2 separate regions of the Homo sapiens genome follow, and region 2 is linked to region 1. The links are chromatin contacts, found by Hi-C or POLR2A ChIA-PET in ENCODE. All regions are on one chromosome and are shown on one strand. The core of a region is the stretch at or near the end of the contact, and the rest is flanking DNA. Distances in the headings are between cores, read along the strand shown.

Region 1 (3,607 bases), core at 395-2,894:
TTTTTGAGATGGAGTTTCACTCATGTTGCCTAGGCCGGAGTGCAATAACATGATCTTGGCTCACTGCAGTCTCCACCTCTTGGGTTCAAGAAATTCTCCTGCCTCAGCCTCCTGAGTAGCTGGGAATTCAGGTGCTCACCTCCACAGCCAGCTAATTTTTCAATTTTTAGTAGCATGTTTACCACGTTGGCCAGGATAGTCTCAAACTCCTGACTTCAGGTGATCCACCTGACTCAGCCTCTCAAAGTGGTATTTTCCATATTTAAAAAAATGAACATTAGTTGAGGGTTCAGTCAGTGTGAGGTTTAAAGGTATAGGGATGGGAGGACAGGGTGGGCAGGACCAGGAAAGCAGGGACTACCAGCAGCTCCACCTGGCCTGGACCACATCTCTCTCTGTTGACTGCCTGCCTATCCTCACAGCCTCATTCTGCCAGATTCTCTTATAGGCTGTGGCCACAACAATAGGAGTATGGATATTAGGCTTTGGGAGGTGAGGAAGCTGCTTGTTTTGCTGCCCAGCATCTGACAAAGTTCAGAATGCACAGGACAAGCTGTCAGGCAGAGGACAGGGGAAGGGGGCAGTGGGGAAAACAGACAAGATTGTGAATCCACCTGCTAGGCCTAGGGGCCAGCCACACATAGATTCCCCCACTCAGCTATGCAGCTCCTTGGCCACATCTGTGTGGGCCTCAAGGACGAGTTCTGCCAACCACTGGCTCTACTCCTGCCACCTGTCCCTGGGGGGGCAACAACCTTTCACTCAGCCCATATGGGAAGCACTCGTGCCAGGCCAGATACCATGATGAGGTGCCCAGGATACATGTGTGCCCCATCTGATGCTCACATGGGGCACAGGGGATGTTGAGTGGGCAGCCACGTCAACCACGTAGTCCTGGTACAGTATCATCTTTTCTGAGAATCAGCCTTTTCTCAGAAAGCCTGGTTGTTAATTGCCTGAGTCTCTTAGCAGAGTTTTCATTCAGGTAGTCCTGGTACAGCATCATCTTTTCCAAGAATCAGTCTTTTCTCAGAAAGCCTGGGTGTTATTTGCCTGAGTCTCTTAGTAGAATTTTCTTAAGAACATTCCTATGTATCTTGGTTGAGTAAAGGGAAGGATGTCGTGCTGTGGAAAGAGCATTGATCTCTGAGTCTGACTGATGTAGGCCCCAACAGCCTGGGCTTGGTGGCTCACGCCTGTAATCCCAGCACTTTGGGAGGCCAAGGTGGTGGATCACCTGAGGTCAGCAGTTCAAGATCAGCCTGCCTAACATGGTGAAACCTCATCTCTACTAAAAATACAGAAATTAACTCGGTGTGGTAGCACATGCCTGTAATCCCAGCAACTTGGGAGGCTGAGGCAGGAGAATCATTTGAACCGGGGGGGTGGAGGATGCAGGTTGGGATCACACCACTACACTTCAGCCTGGATGACAGAACCAGACTCCATCTAAAAAAACAAAAAACAAAAAAAAACAAGATGTAGGCCCCAAGCTCACTTAGTCTCTTACCATCCATGTGTCCCAGAAGCCCTTTCTGAGCTTCATTTGTCCCATCTGTAAAACAGAGCTAACAACGACTAATTGTGAGGGTTGTTGTGAGGATTAAACAAATTGCTGTTGAGTGGGCGGGACTGCACGGGGCACACCACAGCGTGGTGGAGATTGTGATGTCTGTGTAATTCCCCATATCTGTGGCTCTTTTATTGCTTAAGGAGGAAAGTTGTAATTATAAAACATAGAATAATTTTTTCCTTTTTTAAAAACATTAACTTAAAGCAGCAATTTATAAAAGATTTAAAGCAAAAATTGACCAAGGCAATTTATAAAAGAGTGTGCATAAAGTGTATTATTGGGCCTGTAACCTGTAGAAATTTAATATATTTGCCAGTGACAACACAAAGGAGGTGGGTGGAAGTAAGCTGCATTGGGCTAACAAAATGAAAACAGTAAAATAACAATCATACAATGTATTTTCGGGTTTGTAACATTAATAGATGTAAAACATATAACAATAATACCACAAAAGGGTGAAAAGTGAATAGGGATATATAGGAATAATGTTTCTATATCTCACTGGAATGAAGCTAGTAGAGATAGGGCCAGGCACTGTGGCTCACACCTATAACCCCAACACTTTGGGAGGCCAAGGTGGGTGGATTGCTTGAGCCCAGGAGTTCAAGACCAGCCTTGGCAGCATGGTGAAACCTTGTCTGTACTAAAAATAGAAAAAACAATTAGCTGGGGTTGGTGGTGCACACTGTAGTCCCAGCTACTTGGAAGGCTGAGGTGGGAGGATCACCTGAGCCCAAGAGATGGAGGTGGCAGTGAGCCGAGATCATGCCACTGCACTCCAGCCTGGGCAACAGAGTGAGACCCTGTCTCAAAACAAAACAAAACAAAACAAAACAAAACAAAACACCTCTGAAGCTGATTCTCTTTAGGTAAAATGTATATGGTAAGCCCTAAAACAACCACTAAAAACAACGACAACAACAAAACTAAAAATATACAGTGATATTAATTATTAAAGAAATTTAAATACGTCACTAGAAAATATTTACTTAAAACAAAGAAAGCGGTAAAGGATAAATAGAAGACAAAAAAGACACGAGACACATGGAAAACAAGAAGTAAAATGCCAGCAGTAAATCCAACTATGTCAGGAATAACATTAAATGTGAGTGGATTAAACAATCCAGTCAAAAGGTAGAGACTGTTGGATTCGATTTTTTAAAAAATTTTATTTATTCATTTTTTGGAGACAAAGTCTTGGTCTGTCACGCAGGCTGGAAGTGCAGCGGCACGATCTTGGTTCACCACAACCTTCGCATCCTGGGTTCAAGTGATTCTCCTGCCTCAGCCTCCCGAGTAGCTGGGATTACAGGCATGTACTACCACGCCCAGCTAATTTTTTTTTTTTTTTGTATTTTTAGTAGGGATGGGGTTTCACCATATTGGCTAGGCTGGTCTTGAACTCCTGACCTTAAGTGATCCACCAGCCTTGGCCTCCCAAAGTGCTGGGATTACAGGTGTGAGCCACCACACTCAGCCCAGATTGGATTTATAAAAAAGTCCCCTATATGCTGTCTATAGGAGACAGACTTTAGAGTCAAAGATACAAATAAATGGAAAAGAAGAGACTGGGGAAAAGTATATCACGGAAACAGTAACCACAAGAAAGTTGGAGTGGCTACGCTAGTATCAGGCAATGTAGACTTTTAAAATATTACTAGAGATAAAGAAGGGTATTTTATAATGATAAACATGTCAATCTATCAGGAAGACATGCAATTATAAACATATATGTACCAGATAACAGAGCACTAAAATATATGAAGCAAAAAGTGACAGAAGTGGCCAGGCATGGTGGCTCATGTCTGTTATCCCAGCACTTTGAGACACGAAAGCAGGAGGATCACTTGAGCCCAGGAGTTTCAGGCCAGCCTGGGCCACATAGTGAGATCCTTTCTCTACAAAAAATAAAAGGAAATTAGCCGGGTGTGGTGGCACATGTCTGTGGTCCCACTTCAAGCAAAACAATCTTGAAAAGGAACAAAGTAGAAGAACTCACACGTCCCTACTTCAAAACTTATGAGGAAGAAATGC
Region 2 (3,607 bases), core at 720-3,219, 70 kb before region 1:
GGGATGGCCATAGGCACCCAAGAAAACAAGATATTCCACTGAAGAAGTATGTACCCTGTCGCTTGCTGTAATCATTTCTGTAGTCTATTCAACAGATTCCTTTAGAAGATACTTGGTTCTGACTCATCCTCCTTTAGCCACATGCACCTCCCTGTTCATAAATGGACAGTCAGCTGCTCAACTGTCAGATAATCTCTACAGTCATTCAATCTTGTTTGCCTCTGAATCATAACTGGGTTGCATGTATGTGTAAAAATAGCTTCTTCTATAGTGATTTAATGTAATTTACCGATCATCTTACAGTCCAAAAGAGAAATCATAAAATGAAAAACTAAAGAAAGTGTCTGGAGGCCGGGTGTGGTGGCTCACACCTGTAATCCCAGCACTTTGGGAGGCCGAGGCAGATGGATCACGAGGTCAGGAGATCGAGACCATCATGGCTAACACAGTGAAACCCCATCTCTACTAAAAAAATACAAAAAAATCAGCTGGGCGTGGTGGCGGGCACCTACTCAGTAGGCTGAGGCAGGAGAATGGCGTGAACCCGGGAGGCGGAGCTTGCAGTGAGCCGAGATGCGCCACTGCACTCCAGCCTGGGCGACAGAGCGAGACTCCGTCTCAAAAAAAAAAAAAAAAAAAAAAAAAAAGAAAGTGTCTGGAATTCAATAGATTTAATACACTGTGTGTGTGTGCGTATACACATATAAATACATATTCAATAAATGGATACTAAACTCAGACTTCTGTTAAGAATAAATTAGACCCTCCAAAAAGTCATAAAAATGTATTAACTTGCCACCAATATGCTCTCCACATAATTATTTTAATTTGGTTTCACTGTATTTTTCTTTTCTTACATGAAAAGCTGAGCCAAGATAAATTCTGACTTTCACCCTTCAGTTGCAGCCATTTCCTCTGAAGTGATGTAAAGCAGTAAAAATCTACCAGCTAGATTCTCAGATAAAATGTACCCGATAAACAAGAAGAGGATACTAACAAAAAAGGAACATTTGTAGCACACACAAAAAAGAGCTCTTGGTGAAACCCTGTCTCTACTAAAAAAAAAAAAAAAAATACAAAAAATTAGCCAGGCGTGGTGGTGGGCACCTCTAGTCCCAGCTACGCGTGGGAGGCTGAGGCAGGAGAATGGCGTGAACCCGGGAGGCGGAGCTTGCAGTGAGGCGAGATCGCACCACTGCACTCCAGCCTGGGCGACAGAGCGAGACTCCGTCTCAAAACAAACAAACAAACAAAAAGCTCTGTTGAAATATAGTAGAAATTAAGACCCAATATAAGACTCTGAAGATAAAGTAGAGGAAATCTTCTGGAAGGTAGACCAAAAAGACAAAAGAGACAGTAAGAAAATAAGGTAACAGGATCATTCCTGTGGGTCTAACATCCAAATAGTAGATGTTCCAGAAAAGAATAGAAAAAATATAAGAAAGGAAGTCATCAATTAATATAAGAAAATTTCCTTACGAAGGACACAGCTGCCATACTGTAAAGGGCTGGCAAGTACCCTGCACAAGGAATGACTGTGGACCGACACTAGGTTACATCATAGATAAATACCAAAACATGGAGACAAAGATTTTACAAACTTCCAAAGACGGGGAAATTGGTCACAAACAGATCAGGAAACACAATGACTTCAGAGATTTTCAACTGCAACATTTAAACCAAGACAATGAAACAAGGCCTTCTTAACGAAAATAATCTCTAACCTCAAACTCTAGAACAAGACAAACTTACAATAAAGTATCGTAGAATAAAGACACTTCAAATATGCAACAACTCTGTTATCCACAAAGAGACCGTAAACCAAGAAACAGGAAGACAGAAAAACTGAAAAAGAAACAAAAAGAAAAAAACAAAAAAGCCCCTCACAGCAGAGGATGAACACAGAAATCAGTATGAAAGCAGTGCGCTGGATATAGAGGACAATCAGTCTAGATTGAAGAGATGGACATTCTGAGGATGGTCATCACCAAGATCCTGAGGGCAAAATGCTCATATATAAGCCTTCCCCACTGCTGGGACCAGCTAAGGACACTCATTTGAGCTGACAAAGGTGATGTGCTTTGACTCACTCCTGTGAAAAGAAGGTAGCTCTGGAATGAGACATCAATTTTGACAAAAGAAATTAAAAAAAAAAAAAAAGGATAAAAGAAGGTAGGTCATGGTGAGCCTAGAAGCAGAAAATACCAGAGCAGCTAACTCCCTCTGACCATATTCCTCCACATCTCCGGCACACGGTGAGCAATGGTTTCAGTGTGCCAGATGCCCTAACTCCAGTGTGAGCCCTAGGTTTCCCATAATCCACTCATGACTGTGCTCACAAGCTTCCCCAGGGAGGCTCTAAAAATTCACAGGGAAGCTGAATCCGGACTTGACCCTAAGATTCTGTTCAGCTCATCTTCTAGGAGCTGCATCTGAAAGTGACATTAGAAGGCTGGGTGCGGTGGCTCACGCTTGTAATCCCAGCACTTTGGGAGGCCGAAGAGTGTGGATCACAAGGTCAGGAGATCGAGACCAGCCTGGCTAACACAGTGACACCCCATCTCTACTAAAAATACAAAAAATTAGCCAGGTGTGGTGGTGAGGGGGCCCGTAGTCCCAGCTACTCGGGAGGCTGAGGCAGGAGAATGGCGTGAACCCAGGAGGCGGAGCTTGCAGTGAGCCGAGATCGCACCACTGCACTCCAACCTGGGTGACAGAGCAAGACTCCTCTCACCAAAAAAAAAAAAAAAAAAAAAGAGAGAAAGTGACATTAGAGTCCGTTGTTTACACTGCCCTGAAGTGTGTGCTTCCTAGTTTCATTTTTTTTAAAAACTAAACAATGCGTTATTTAGAGATATATGCACAGGAAATAAAATGACAAAGAAAAGTAAGGGAACAAATACATCAATCAGGATAGTGATTATTTTGTGGGGGGAGACGGGTTGAGGAAAAGAACTGTAAAGTTTTCTTTCTCTTTTTTTCTTTTTTTTTTTTTTGAGATAGCATCTTGCTCTGTGGTATGAACACGGCTCACTGCAGCCTTGATTTCCAGGACTCATTTTGAGATAGCATCTTGCTCTGTGGTATGAACACAGCTCACTGCAACCTTGATTTCCAGGACTCAAGGGATCCTCCTGCCTCAGCCTCCCAAGTAGCTGGGACTACAGGCCTGTATCACGACACCTGGCTAATTATTTTATTTTTTTGTAGAGATGGGGTCTCACTTTGTTGCCCGGGCTGGTCTGTAACTCCTGGGCTCAAGTAATCCTCCCTCCTTAACCTCTGAAAGTGCTGCAATTATAGGTGTGAGCCACCATACCTGGCCAACTGTGCAGGCAGTACTGTTCAACAGAAATATATAATGTGAATCACAAATGCAAGCCACATATGTAACTGTAAATTGTCTAGCAGGCATTTTTTTTTTTTTAAGAGACAGGGTCTCCCTCCTTCACCCAGGTTGGATTGCAGTGGCACCATCACAGCTCACTACAGCCTTGAACTCCTGGGCTCAAGCAAACCTCCCACTTCAGCCTCTCCAGGAGCTAGGACTACAGGCACACCCCACTATGCCCAGTCACTTAAAAAATGTTTTTATTTTTTAAGGATG

Evidence for each region. A loop is a pair of places that touch in the nucleus more often than their neighbours do. ChIA-PET counts read pairs that join two places held with the same protein, here RNA polymerase II (POLR2A). Pooled maps may share reads with other maps.
Region 2: a pooled map shows a loop between it and region 1 (7-fold over the local background). The contact joins two enhancer-like sites. A Hi-C loop is called at or near these places in 1 of 168 maps with a recorded cell type or tissue (endothelial cell of hepatic sinusoid) and 10 of 50 pooled maps. POLR2A ChIA-PET finds 5 or more read pairs at or near these places in 2 of 52 experiments (both activated T-cell).

What each region holds. Positions count from the first base shown.
Region 1 is chr16:66,982,293-66,985,899 of GRCh38, reverse strand. No RefSeq gene overlaps it. Among named protein-coding and RNA genes, the nearest start is that of CES4A, 4.5 kb to the left of the region's middle. Within about 2 kb of position 1,644, at least 2 of the 41 ENCODE cell types and tissues checked have a DNase peak (open chromatin) inside an H3K27ac peak, as active enhancers do.
Region 2 is chr16:67,052,398-67,056,004 of GRCh38, reverse strand. All of the region lies in intron 3 of CBFB (core-binding factor subunit beta), which reads right to left. Among named protein-coding and RNA genes, the nearest start is that of CBFB, 25 kb to the right of the region's middle. Within about 2 kb of position 1,969, at least 4 of the 41 ENCODE cell types and tissues checked have a DNase peak (open chromatin) inside an H3K27ac peak, as active enhancers do.